Linked DNA regions of Homo sapiens: regions 2 and 3 are each linked to region 1. The links are chromatin contacts, found by Hi-C or POLR2A ChIA-PET in ENCODE. All regions are on one chromosome and are shown on one strand. The core of a region is the stretch at or near the end of the contact, and the rest is flanking DNA. Distances in the headings are between cores, read along the strand shown.

What was found. A loop is a pair of places that touch in the nucleus more often than their neighbours do. ChIA-PET counts read pairs that join two places held with the same protein, here RNA polymerase II (POLR2A). Pooled maps may share reads with other maps.
Region 2: a loop to region 1 is called in a pooled map, with 3 times the contacts of the local background. The contact joins the enhancer-like site here to the promoter of INSR in region 1. A Hi-C loop is called at or near these places in 1 of 50 pooled maps. POLR2A ChIA-PET finds 5 or more read pairs at or near these places in 4 of 52 experiments (HEK293T, PC-3, T-cell and 1 more).
Region 3: a pooled map shows a loop between it and region 1 (4-fold over the local background). The contact joins the promoter of SH2D3A here to the promoter of INSR in region 1. A Hi-C loop is called at or near these places in 2 of 50 pooled maps. POLR2A ChIA-PET finds 5 or more read pairs at or near these places in 2 of 52 experiments (MCF 10A and activated CD8-positive, alpha-beta memory T cell).

What each region holds. Positions count from the first base shown.
Region 1 is chr19:7,292,298-7,296,463 of GRCh38, reverse strand. INSR (insulin receptor) reads left to right here and starts at 2,050. Exons shown (of 22, transcript NM_000208.4): 1 at 2,050-2,672. The coding sequence starts at 2,573. RefSeq lists silencers at 1,469-1,648, 1,789-2,178, 2,199-2,478, 2,619-2,758, 2,809-2,868 and an enhancer at 2,850-3,608.
Region 2 is chr19:7,867,618-7,871,783 of GRCh38, reverse strand. PRR36 (proline rich 36) reads left to right here. Exons shown (of 6, transcript NM_001190467.2): 5 at 1-2,069; 6 at 2,240-3,065. The coding sequence ends at 2,751. Among named protein-coding and RNA genes, the nearest start is that of PRR36, 4.7 kb to the left of the region's middle. RefSeq lists enhancers at 1,387-1,681, 2,181-2,942 and a silencer at 1,827-2,766. Within about 2 kb of position 2,128, at least 24 of the 41 ENCODE cell types and tissues checked have a DNase peak (open chromatin) inside an H3K27ac peak, as active enhancers do; they include PC-3, where a contact is called at or near this core.
Region 3 is chr19:6,765,046-6,769,211 of GRCh38, reverse strand. It overlaps SH2D3A (SH2 domain containing 3A), which reads left to right and starts at 1,777. Exons shown (of 10, transcript NM_005490.3): 1 at 1,777-1,825. RefSeq lists a silencer at 1,239-1,298 and an enhancer at 3,387-4,166.

The DNA.
Region 1 (4,166 bases), core at 801-3,300:
TATGCACCTCCCATTTCCCTCAGCTCATTACACACTCAATTATTTTAAGGGCTCTCTCCCTGGCTCAGTTGTGAACTCCATAAGGAAATGGGTCATGTTTATTTTGCTCACTGAAAAATCCCCTATTACTTATTGCTTGTTGATTCTCCCACTCAACAAATATTTATTAAGCAACAGATTTGTCAGGCACTGGGTTTAAGCAGTGAAACAAGACCGAAAAGATTTCCGCCTTCACGGGAAGGGGAGAAGACACAGAAAACGAATAAGAATTTCAAGGCCAATCATGGTGGCGCATGCCTGTAATCCTAGCACCTTGGGAGGCCAAGGCAGGAGGATTGCTTGAGGCCAGGAGTTCAAGGCTGCAGTAAGCTAGGATTGCACCACTGCATTCCTGCCTGGGTGACAGCAAGATTCTGTCAAAAGGAAAAAAAAAGAAAGAAAAGAAAAAAAAAAAACAAACAATTGCAGGTAGTGGGGTAAACATGCTATGAAAATGAGAGAGAAGGGGCCAGGCGCAGTGGCTCAGGCCTGTAATCCCAGCACTTTGGGAGGCCAAGGCCGGTGGATCACCTGAGGTCAGGAGTTTGAGACCGGCCAGGCCAACATGGTGAAATCCTGTCTCTACTAAAAATACAGAAAATTAGCTGGGTGTGCTGGCGCATGCCTGTAATCCAAGTTACTTGGGAGGTTGAGGCAGGAGAATCACTTGAACCCAGGCAGGTGATGTTGCAGTGAACTGAGATCTGGCCATTGCACTCCAGCCTGGGCAACAGAGAAAAACTCCATCTAAAAAAAAAAAAAAAAAAAAAAAAAAAAAAAAAAAAAAAAAAACAGAGAGAGAGAGAGAGAGAAGGAAACGGAACTGGGGGGAGGATTTGCAAAAATATGGTTAGGGATGGCACTTCAGAGATGAAGCCATCCTGGAGTGTTACGGGCAAGGGAAATGCTGGGGCAAAGGCCCAGAGGCAGGAATAGGTTTGGCCTGTTGCATGAACAGTGGGTCCAGCTCCTAGCAAACTGTTTATTGAATGAAAGAAGAATGAATGCCTTGGGTCTAGGGTTGTGCTGGGCGCTTTCTTAAGTTTTCTTTCCCGGGTACCTCCCCAGAACTGGCATGCAGGTATTATTAAACCCATTACACAAGTGAAACTGGCCCAGAGACAGAAAAGTCCCTGGTCCAAGACCACACAGGAGTGAGGGGTGGAGGAACCCTCCTCCCATTGAGTTCTGGCTTTCCTATACTGAAAGCCCCTTCCTCTCCTGCAGTAAGGTAGGTGGAACCGCTGTCCCGCCTTGTTGGTGAATGTCGTTGCTAGACTTCAGACACATACAGGCTGGTCTGCTGAAAATCAGAGATGTCCACCTGCGCCCTATTCGAGGTCTCCGGCGTCTTCTTTGGCGTCGTCTTTGCCCTTTCAGAAGCGTCTGCACATTTTTCCAGGTGTCATTTCTCCAACTTGAACACAGGGAGCGCACTGGGCACGCGGGCACGTGGCTGTCCCCAGGGGCCTGGCTTGGGTCTCGCCCCTGGGCCGGGGCGCACTCGCGGGCGGGACATCTGGGGGCGCCCACGCGCTCTGGGACGAGTGTCGCTGGCCAGGCCCGGACTGAGGAAAGGCGAGTGAGACACTACTCGCCTGGGGTGCAAAATTTAAGGGAGTGAAAAAAAAAAAAAAAGAAAGAAACCAAAACCACCTCGAGTCACCAAAATAAACATTTTAATGCAGTATTTTTTAAAAAATCAACAGGAATCCTCCAAAGCCCACTATGAACAAAATAGCAAAATGGTAGAGAAAGGATCTGTGCCGCTGCGTCGGGCCTGTGGGGCGCCTCCGGGGGTCTGAAACTGGAGGAGACTCGGGGCTGTAGGGCGCGCGGATCTGGGGCGCGCCCTCGGTCCCGGCGCGCCCAGGGCCTCCCGCGCGGGGCCCGGCACAGGGAGGCGGGGAGGCGGGCGGGGCGGGGCGGGGCCGGGCGGCACCTCCCTCCCCTGCAAGCTTTCCCTCCCTCTCCTGGGCCTCTCCCGGGCGCAGAGTCCCTTCCTAGGCCAGATCCGCGCCGCCTTTTCCCGCGGCCCGCACGGGGCCCAGCTGACGGGCCGCGTTGTTTACGGGCCCGAGCAGCCCTCTCTCCCGCCGCCCGCCCGCCACCCGCCAGCCCAGGTGCCCGCCCGCCAGTCAGCTAGTCCGTCGGTCCGCGCGTCCCTCTGTCCCGGAGCCCGCAGATCGCGACCCAGAGCGCGCGGGGCCGAGAGCCGAGAGACAGTCCCGGGCGCAGCGCGGAGCTCCGGGCCCCGAGATCCTGGGACGGGGCCCGGGCCGCAGCGGCCGGGGGGTCGGGGCCACCACCGCAAGGGCCTCCGCTCAGTATTTGTAGCTGGCGAAGCCGCGCGCGCCCTTCCCGGGGCTGCCTCTGGGCCCTCCCCGGCAGGGGGGCTGCGGCCCGCGGGTCGCGGGCGTGGAAGAGAAGGACGCGCGGCCCCCAGCGCCTCTTGGGTGGCCGCCTCGGAGCATGACCCCCGCGGGCCAGCGCCGCGCGCTCTGATCCGAGGAGACCCCGCGCTCCCGCAGCCATGGCCACCGGGGGCCGGCGGGGGGCGGCGGCCGCGCCGCTGCTGGTGGCGGTGGCCGCGCTGCTACTGGGCGCCGCGGGCCACCTGTACCCCGGAGAGGGTGAGTCTGGGGGCGCGGGCGTGGGCGGGGAGCGCCGCGATGGGGAGAGGACCCCACCCAAGCCAAAATCGAGCCCCCGCTTGTGGACTGAGAACCCTCCCCAGGGGCGGGGGGCGGTGGCCAGGACGGTAGCTCCTGCATCGCGTAGGGGGAGCGGGAAGCCTCTGACCTTGGCCTTTGCCCGCCCGGGCTCGCGCCTCCGCGCCCTGCGTGCCCGACCTGAGCCCGAGGAACCTTGCCCCGGTGCCCGCCCCGCCGCGGGCTCCTCTCTGGAGCGCGCCTCCGACCCGTGCCCCGGCCCCTCCGAGCCCAAGTCGCTCCGGAGACACGACACGCGTCATCTTTGGGTCGCGGCCGGGAAGTGGGGTCACTGGGTCTGGACAGCCCCGAACAGCCAAGTCCCCCGAGCGCATATGGTGTAGGTAGAGCCAAGCGCCCTGAGTGCCTCACCGGTGGGTGACGCTGCCTGGGGTCAGGGACTGCAGAGCCCCCCTCTACCCAACTACCTTGGATCTAGGCCCGTGGCCACCCCGGACTCTAGGTCCATGTTTACCCTTTTGGGTTCTGTTTCCAGATGTCCGGAGGCAAATTCTAAAGCCTTAGCAACAGCAGCAATTGTAGCAGAAGTAGTGGCGGTTTTTTACCCTATTTATTGTAATTGGTATCACCGCACGCCACAGCCTAGTCTATCTTATCTCTCTGGACTGTCACAGTGGCCCCCGGAGGCAGATACAGTTATGCACCCATTTCACAGAGGAGTAAACTGAGGCTCATGTAGGACGCATAACTCCCTTGCCCTAAAGTCAGTGCCAGAGCCAGGACTTGAGCCTCTGTGTGTCCCGTTCTGCCCAAGAATCTGGACTACTGTCCCTTGTCTGCTGTCTCCTTGACCCCTCCTCTCCCCTCAGCCCTGCGCTTCATGAAGGAGCCTTTGACCTTGAGTGAGCCTTTCGTTCCCCCTGACCCCATGGGCCCCTCTCCCACGTGTGGGCAGCATCTTCCTTGGGCTTGACAATAGGCACCTTTGGGGTTGTAAGATGAAGATGGCGCAATCATTTAAGGAATATAGCCTGGGTTTCCCACTGTGGGGTCTGAGGCCCTGCTTTAAAAATATCTGTTGGGTTACTGTTTCAGATTTCTCCATAAAAGGAAATCAGTCGTGATGAGGAAGGGGTCAGGGAGGGAAGGAATTGAAGCTCTTAAATGTATTGATGGGGAAACGGGTGCATGTAAAATCAGGTGCTAGAGTGGACCAACCGGGTTTGCTGAGTCGACTCTGTCAATCACATAATGTCTAAAAGCCCCGGGCCCACCCCCCCCCAGCCCCGCCCCCAGGTGCCTGGGAGACAGTAGGTGCTCAATGAAGGGTGGCGGTTAGTTGGAGTTCTTGTTAAGAAAATCTGGCCAGCTGCGGTGGCTCAAGCCTGTAATCTCAGCATTTTGGGAGGCTGAGGCGGGCGGATCACGAGGTCAGGAGATGGAGACCATCCTGGC
Region 2 (4,166 bases), core at 879-3,378, 580 kb before region 1:
AGGCCTTTCTGCTCTGACCACGCCCCCTCCGCAGGCCAGTCCTTCCCCGTCTCCGCCCTCTCTCCAGGCCACGCCCCACACTCTGGCCACTCTTCCTCTGCAGGACTCTCCTCTTCTGGCCACATTGCCTCTGCAGGCCTCTCCCTCTCCTTTGACCACAGTCTCTCTGCAGGATCCTCCTCTAGTTTCTCCCTCTCTTTTGGCCTCACCGCCTCTGCAGGCTCCGCCCCACCCACAGGCCCCACCTTCTATGACTACGCCCCCTATGCAGGCCCCGCCCTCTCTCCAGACCATTCCCCCAATACAGGTCCCACATTCTCTGACCTCACCGTCTCTGCAGGCACCTCCCTCTCCTCTGGCTTTGTCCTCTCTGCAGGCCACAACTTCTTTGGGCTCACCCACTCTGCAGGCCACACATTCTTTCCTGACAATGTCCCCTAGGCAAACCCAAGCTTCTTTGATCTCACCTTCTCGGCCGGCCTCTACTCCCCCTGATTCACCCCCTCTGCAGGCCCCTCTTTCCCTTCCTGCCTCACCCCCTCTGCAGACTTCTCTCTCTCCTGCTGTCTCACCCCTAAGCTCACCCCTGACCATACACCCTCTGCAGGCGCTATCTTCTCTGGCCTCCCACTCTCCTCAGGCACCTCTCTCTTCCCTGATCATGCCCCCTCTGGAGACCCAATCTTCCCTAGCCCCACCCTCTCTGCAGACACCTCCTGCTTCCCTGACCACACCCCCTCTGGAGAACCTACCTTCTCTAGCCCCGCCTCCTCTGCAGACAGCTTCTGCTCCCCTGACCACACCCCCTCTGGAGAACCTACCTTCTCTAGCCCCGCCTCCTCTGCAGACAGCTTCTGCTCCCCTGACCACACCCCATCTGGAGACTCCACCTTGTCCAGCCCCATGCCCTCTGCAAGCACCACCTTCGCCATTGACCACGCCCCCTCCGGAGACGCCCTCTTCCATAGCCACGCCTCCTCCACAGGCCCCACCTGCTCTGGCCTCACCCCCTTTGCAGGGCCTGCCCTCTCCCCCTCTGTCTCCTTTGGCCACGCCCCCTCCACAGGCCCCACCTGCCCTGGCCTTGCCTCCTCTGCAGGCCCCTCCCTCTCCCCCTGCCTCACCCCCTCTGTCTCCTTTGGCCACACCCTCTCCACAGGCCCCAAATGCTCTGGCAGTGCACCTTCTGCAGGCCCCTTTCTCTCCCCCTCCCTCACCCCCAGTGCAGGCCCCTTTCTCTCCCCCTGCCTCACCCCCAGTGTCTCCTTCGGCCACGCCCCCTTCACAGGCCCCACCCTCTCTAGCCGCACCTCCTCTGCAGGTCCCACCCTCTCCCCCTGCCTCTCCCCCAATGTCTCCTTCAGCCACGCCCCCTCCACAGGCCCCACCCCCTCTCGCTGCGCCTCCTCTGCAGGTCCCACCCTCTCCCCCTGCCTCTCCCCCAATGTCTCCTTCGGCCACGCCCCCTCCACGGGTCCCACCCCTTCTTGCCGCTCCTCCTCTGCAGGTCCCGCCCTCTCCCCCTGCCTCACTCCCAATGTCTCCTTTGGCTAAGCCCCCTCCACAGGCCCCACCTGCTCTGGCCACACCTCCTCTGCAGGCCCTTCCCTCTCCGCCTGCCTCATTCCCTGGGCAGGCCCCTTTCTCACCCTCTGCCTCACTCCCAATGTCTCCTTTGGCCACGCCTCCTCCACAGGCCCCACCTGTTCTGGCAGCGCCCCTTCTGCAGGTCCCTCCCTCTCCCCCTGCCTCACCCACCCTGCAGGCCCCACGCCGCCCCCCGACCCCGGGTCCGGATACCTCCGTCTCGGGCCCACGGCTGACCCTGGCGTTGGCCCCCGGCCCGCCGCCGCCGCCCTCGCGCAGCCCGTCCAGCACGCTGAGCGGCCCAGACCTGGCCGGCCACAGCAGCAGCGCCACGAGCACGCCAGAGGAGCTGCGTGGCTACGACAGCGGGCCCGAGGGCGGTGCCGCAGCCTCCCCGCCCCCCGACGCAGAGCTCGCCGCTTGCCACCCGGCTGCCTGGAGTCGAGGCCCCGCTCCGCCGCTGGCTTTCCGCGGAGCCCCAGGTAAGGGGCACCCCAGACCCGGCCTGGCTGTGGGCGGGGTCGGAGGCGAGGCTTCGCAGCTCAGGGGCGGGACAGCTGGGTCCGGGGCGGAGCTTAGACAAGGAGGCGGGACCTTGAGGCAGGGGCGGGGCTTATCACCCCCACGGCCCACCTGGCGTCTCTCCCCGCAGGTGCGCCCCTGCCGTGGCCTCCCGCTACCGGACCGGGCTCTGCTGACGGTCTGTGCACCATCTACGAGACTGAAGGGCCCGAGTCGGCGACCCCCGCCCCTGGCGCACTGGATCCGGGGCCCAGTCCCGGCACGAGCGGTGGGAAGGCGGCGGCTGGGGCCGGGGCCGGGGCGTCCTCGCGGAGCCCGAAGCAGGCGCGCCTGGGCGAGCTGCCACTGGGGGCGCTGCAGGCGAGCGTCGTGCAGCACCTGCTGAGCCGGACGCTGCTGCTGGCGGCTGCCGAGGGTGCCGCGGGCGGCAGCGGCGGGGGCCCAGGAGGTGCGGAGGGTGGTGGCGTCACAGGGGGCGCCCGGGCTGCACTCAGCGACGCCGAACTCGGCCGCTGGGCCGAACTACTGTCTCCCCTGGACGAGTCCCGTGCCAGCATCACCTCGGTCACCAGCTTCTCTCCGGACGACGTGGCCTCCCCGCAGGGTGACTGGACCGTGGTGGAGGTGGAGACCTTCCACTGAGCCAGACCACAGCCCCGCCTGCTACACCCCACCCCTGCCTTAGGATCCGCCCCTCCGGGTACGCCGTTTGTTTTAGACCCCGCCTCCACTGCCCTGGAGCCCCGCTGGGTGGATTAGTCTTAGCTCCCTAGAGCCTGAGCCTTTGGCCTCGGAGGCTCGGGACCTACCCACAGCTTTGACCTAGGCCCGCCCCTCGAGCTCCGCCCCTTTGGCCTAGGACACGCCCCGTTTCCCCGAGTCCCGCCCCGTGTGCAGTGTATTGCCCACCCCGCACAGCCTGAGTTTGCAATAAAACTGGGACACTGGGACTTGCACACCTTCGCTGTCACAGAGAGGACTGGGGCTGGGGGCCTCCAGCAGGCTGAGCGGCGCGGGGGGCCAGGCCAGATAAGGCCTTGCTGGCGGCTGTGCTCGAACCGGTTGGAGCTCTGGATAAAGTGCGGTTTTCCTCTTCTGGGAGAGAAGGGGCAGGCCAGGTGGGGCTAGGGCGGGGCCATGCCGAGTCCCGGCCATCTGGTGCCGCGCACCCATCCACGTGTGTGAACTTGGGCTTCTTGGTATCCGACTTCTGGTGGAAACGTTCGGTGCAGGAGGGGCCTGGCAGGGGCTGTGCGCCCGAGTGGATGAGTCAGTGCGTGGCCGAGGTGAAGGAGCGACTGGAACCCTTTTCTATTCTATTCTAATTCTTTTTTTTTTTTTTTTTTTTTTTTTGACGGAGTCTCCCTTTGTCGCCAGGCTGGAGTGCAATGGCGCGATCTCGGCTCACTGCAACCTTCACCTCCCGGGTTCAAGCGATTCTCCTGCCTCAGCCTCCCAAGTAGTTGGGACTACAGGCACATGCCACCACGCCCAACTAATTTTTGTATTTTTAGTAGAGACAGGGTTTCACCATGTTGGCCAGGGTGGTCTGGATCTCTTGACCTCGTAATCTAACCCCCTTGGCCTCCCAAAGCGCTGGGATTACAGGCATAAGCCACCGCGCCTGGCCTGTTTTTTTATTATTTTGAGACAGAATTTTGCTCTCTTTGCACAGGCTGGAGTGCAATAGTGCTATCTCGGCTCACTGCAACCTCTGCCTCCCGGGTTCAAGCAATTCTCCTGCCTCAGTCTTTCGAGTAGCTGGGATTACAGGTGCGCGCCACCACACCCGGCTAATTTTTGTATTTTTAGTAGAGACACGGTTTCACCATGTTGGCTAGGCTAGTCTTGAACTCCTGACCTCAGGTGATCTGCCCTCAGCCTCCCAAAGTCCTGGGATTACAGGCGTGAGCCACCGCGCCTGGCCTGACACACTTTTCAAACTCGATGCGGGGAACTAGCACTCCTGGGGAACAGGTGGGAAGATTGGAGGGCACTGAGGCAAGGATGGGGGACCCCTTCCCATGGCCCTTCGGCTGGTGCAGGGTCCCGGGCCA
Region 3 (4,166 bases), core at 528-3,027, 530 kb after region 1:
CACCGCAAAGCAGCATCGTGGAGAAAGTGGGCATGCGAAGATTGAAAAGGAGGCAGACAGGATAAAGCTCCAGAGCTCCGGGTTTGAATTTCGCCTCTACCACTTACAAGCCAGGTTAACTTGGGCAAATGGTTTAGTTGCCCTGTGCCTCAGTTTCTCCATCTGGAAAATGGAAGTGATGAAAATACTACCTACCACCCTTACAGGGTGGTCTGTTTGAAAATTAAAATAGAGGCCTCATGCCTGTAACCCCAGCACTTTGGGAGGCCGAGGCAGGTGGATCACATGAGGTCAGGAGTTTGAGACCAGTCTGGCCGAGACCCCATCTCTACTAAAAATACAAAAATTAGCCTGTAATCCCAGCTACTCGGGAGTCTACAGCCGGAGAATCGCTTGAACCGGGGAGGTGGAGGTTGCAGTGAGCTGAGACTGCTGCCACTGCACTCCAGTCTGGGCAACGAGAGTGAAACTCCATCTCAAAAAATAAAATAAAATAAAATAAAGGCAAGTTGACAGAACAGCCCTTGTGTACAGTAAGTGCTCAATAAATGTTAGCTGCTGCTACTGCTTTTAAGACTGTGGTTACTGGGGCCAAGCACAGTGGTTCATGCTTGCTTGTAATCTCAGCGCTCTGGGAGGCCAAGGCAGGAAGTTCGCATGAGCCCAGGAGTTCCAGAGCCTGGGCAGCATAGTAAGACGCCACATCTACAAAAAATAAAATAAAATCAGCTGGGTGTGGTGGTGTGCACCTTTAGTCTCAGCTGCTTGGAAGGCTGAAGCGGGAGGATAGCTTAAGCCCAGGAGGTTGAGGCTACAGTGAGCTATGATCACCACTGCACTCCGGCCTGGGCAATATAGCAAGACCCTGTCTCTACAAGACAAGACTGATGTTAATATGAGGAACTCATCAATAAACGTGGCCAAAGAGTCCTCTCTCTTGCACTAGGTCCCTGTCACCTTTTCTCTTGTTCGTCTCCAGGCATCACGATGGAAGTCCCCCCCACCCTTCTTCCCACCTGGGAAACCACCTGAATGATTTGCCTTCCACCTCCACCAAAGTCCCGCCCCGCTCCAGCGTGCTGTCACTGAAGGAAGCTGTCGCGTTTTCCCGGACGTCTCTCCACAAAACCCGCCACCTAAATGGGGCTTCTTTCCGGAAAATCCGGGAGGGCGGTCTGGAGGAAGCGTACCCCTCCTTACGTCACAGCTGCCGCAGCTACCCCAGCCTGGCGTAAGAGCCCGAGGGAGTTGCCCTGCCCTGACCCGGAGCCTTGGCGGGGAGGGGAGAGAGGCACCCCACTCCACCCCGCCCTGGTCCCAAAGGGCCATGGGTGCTTGGGGCCGCCTGGGTGGAAGGGAGGGGCAGGGTTCTAAGGGGCGGGAACGTTGGGATGAAATTTCTTCTATTGCCCTAAGGGGCGGGGCTGAGAAGGAGGTGGCTGCGGGTGGGCGTAGTCATTCGGCGGTGGTCGTGGCTATATACAAGGGGAGGGGCCACTGGCAGGAAAGGATGCGTGGTGCTCCCCTAGTGGGCGGGGTCTATGGAGAAAGCGGTGCGATGCAGAAGGAGGCGTGGCTAGTAGCAAAAAAAATGGTTTTAAGGGGGCGGAGCAAGGGCCTGGGAAGTTAGTTTGAGGCGGGGCCCGCAGGGGGCGGGGTCTGCAGGAGGTGTGGTCAGGTAACTGGGCTGAGTTCCCACTAGGTGTGGTCTGGGAAGGCTGGGGCGGTGGCAAGGTGGAGGGCGGGGGTGACAGCAGCCCGGAGCCGCGGAGCCTCAGCTTCCGCCTGGACCCAGCCTCGTGGGAGCCCCGCGGGTCCTGCCCAGGTGAGTGGAGCCCCAGGGCAGATCCAGAACCAGGATTATTGGGATGGGGAGTCCTCTCTTTCCAGGTGGGGTCACCGGCTCGCAGGGAGGATCTGGGGTAGAAGAGGTCGCCTCGCGAATGAGAGGGTCGCTGTGCGTTACGCGTGTCGGTGTGCTCGGGCTCACCTGGGCGTGCCTCTCTAAGTGTATTTCCTGTGCAGCACAGAAAGCCATTGTTTCCATTTTTGCCTGAGTGATCCTCTTAAACGGCGAATCAGATCGGGCCCCTCCTTCACTTAAAACCCTTGGGTCATAGAGATTAAAATTCAAAGTCCACTAGTTTTTGCCTAGTCTCTCCTCCTGATCTCTCCAACCTCATTGCCCTCCTATCTACTCCTTCCTCATCGTATTCCGGCTACACCAGCCGCCTTGATGATGTAAAATGTAAAAAGCAAGTCCATCTCAGCTCCAGGCCTTTACCCTTACTGTACCCCTCACCCAGGCGACTCCTCCAAATCTTTGCCTAACTGCCTCCTTCTGTACTGAGGTCTCAGTTCCAATGTCACTTTATAGGAGAGGCTGTCCTGTCCAGCCTCCTCTATCACATCTCCCTGGCTTATCACTTTCATTGATAACTCTTAGAAATGGTCTGTCTTCTCCATTCATCTTGTGCTCGTTTGCAGTCTGTCTTGCGCAGCCGACTGCAAGCTCTGGAGGGCAGGGTGGTGCCGAGCTTTAATCTCCTTAGTCACTGTATCTCTAGGTCCTAGAACAGAGCCTGGTGCACAGCAAGTGCTCCAGCAATGGTCGTCCAACGTCAAAAGCGAGTCCTGCCTACATCTGTGTTTGTGTTGCCTGTGCTGGTGGTTCCCACCCTCCACGTCCTCCCCACACGTGGACACATGTTTATGATCCAACTGGAACATGAATAATCCCCTCTCTCCTCTCTCTATGCTTGGTCTGATTCCTGATTCTGCCCGTTTCTTCTCTTCCGTGCCCGAATAAATGATCCCAAAGGACTCAGAGGCAGGAGATGGCTTAGTTGGCCTTTGGCTGACCTATGGCCACCCTGTGTCCTCAAACTAACCAGAACCTTGCCATTGACTCAACTTCACTCTCACTAAGGGAGACACAAGACAGGAACTTGGGGTTGGGAAACTCTGCGACCGAGGCTAGCCCTGGTCCAGGTGACAAACAGGAAGTGCGCAGGCATTGCAAAGACACACCTGGCTTCAGGTATGCGGCACTGGCAGCTGGCTCCCTGCCCAGCGCTCCTCCCCTAAAGCCACCTAGGGCTGGTCTGGGAACTTCCTGCTGACTCAGGAGGCAGGAATTTCTCTGCAGACCCCACCAGAAGACTTTGCAGGGCTGCAGGGAGAGCTTGCAGGAGAGTAAGAAGCAGATTATCTTCTTCTGGACCATCCAGAGAAATCTCCCCCACCAGACACCTGAGACACACTGGCCCTGAGGCCTGTGAGATTATCGGGAAACTACCAAAATGTCTGAGATCCAAATTCAATCATCATGATAACCACATGTATGGGCTCCGAAATAGAAGGATCTGCAAAGGCAACATTGCTGTTTGCTGACATTGCTACAAAATGTGACCTTTTAAAAATCTTAACCCTGGGGTTACATTCTTTTTTTTTTTTTTTTTTTTGAGACGGAGTCTTGCTCTGTCACCCAGGCTGGAGTGCAGTGGTGTGATCTCGGTTCACTGCAGGGTCTGCCTCCTGGATTCAAGCGATTCTCTCTCCTCAGCCTCCTGAGTAGCTGGGACTACAGGCACACGCCACCATGCCTGGCTAATTTTTGTATTTTTAGTAGAGACGGGGTTTCACTGTGTTGACCAGGCTGGTCTCAAACTCCTGACCTCAGATGATCCACCCACCTCTGCCTCCCAAAGTGCTAGGATTACAAGAGTGAGCCACCGCGCCTGGCCCCCAGCGTTGCATTCTAAAGCAAAGAATAGGGGTTAGATCTGCACCTATCCTGAGAACCTCTGAGTGTGCGCATAGGTTGCCGAGAAGCCATGGATGTTTGTAAGTTAAATTCCCCCTGACTGGGATGTTTTTTCACCCAGAGTCACCTGGCACACTCCCCAGAATTCCTTCCAGACTTTACTCAATGAGACCTTTCCTGGTCACATGATCAAAAATGTTCACCCAGCCTGGGCAACGTGGCAAGACCCAATCTCTACATATATATTTAAAAATTAGCCAGGCACAGCCAGACGCAGTGGCTCATGCTGGTAATCCCAGTGCTTTGGGAGGCTGAGGAGGGTGGATCACCTGAGGTCAGGAGTTCGAGACCAGCCTGGCCAACATGGAGAAACCCCATCTCTATTAAAAATATTTTAAAA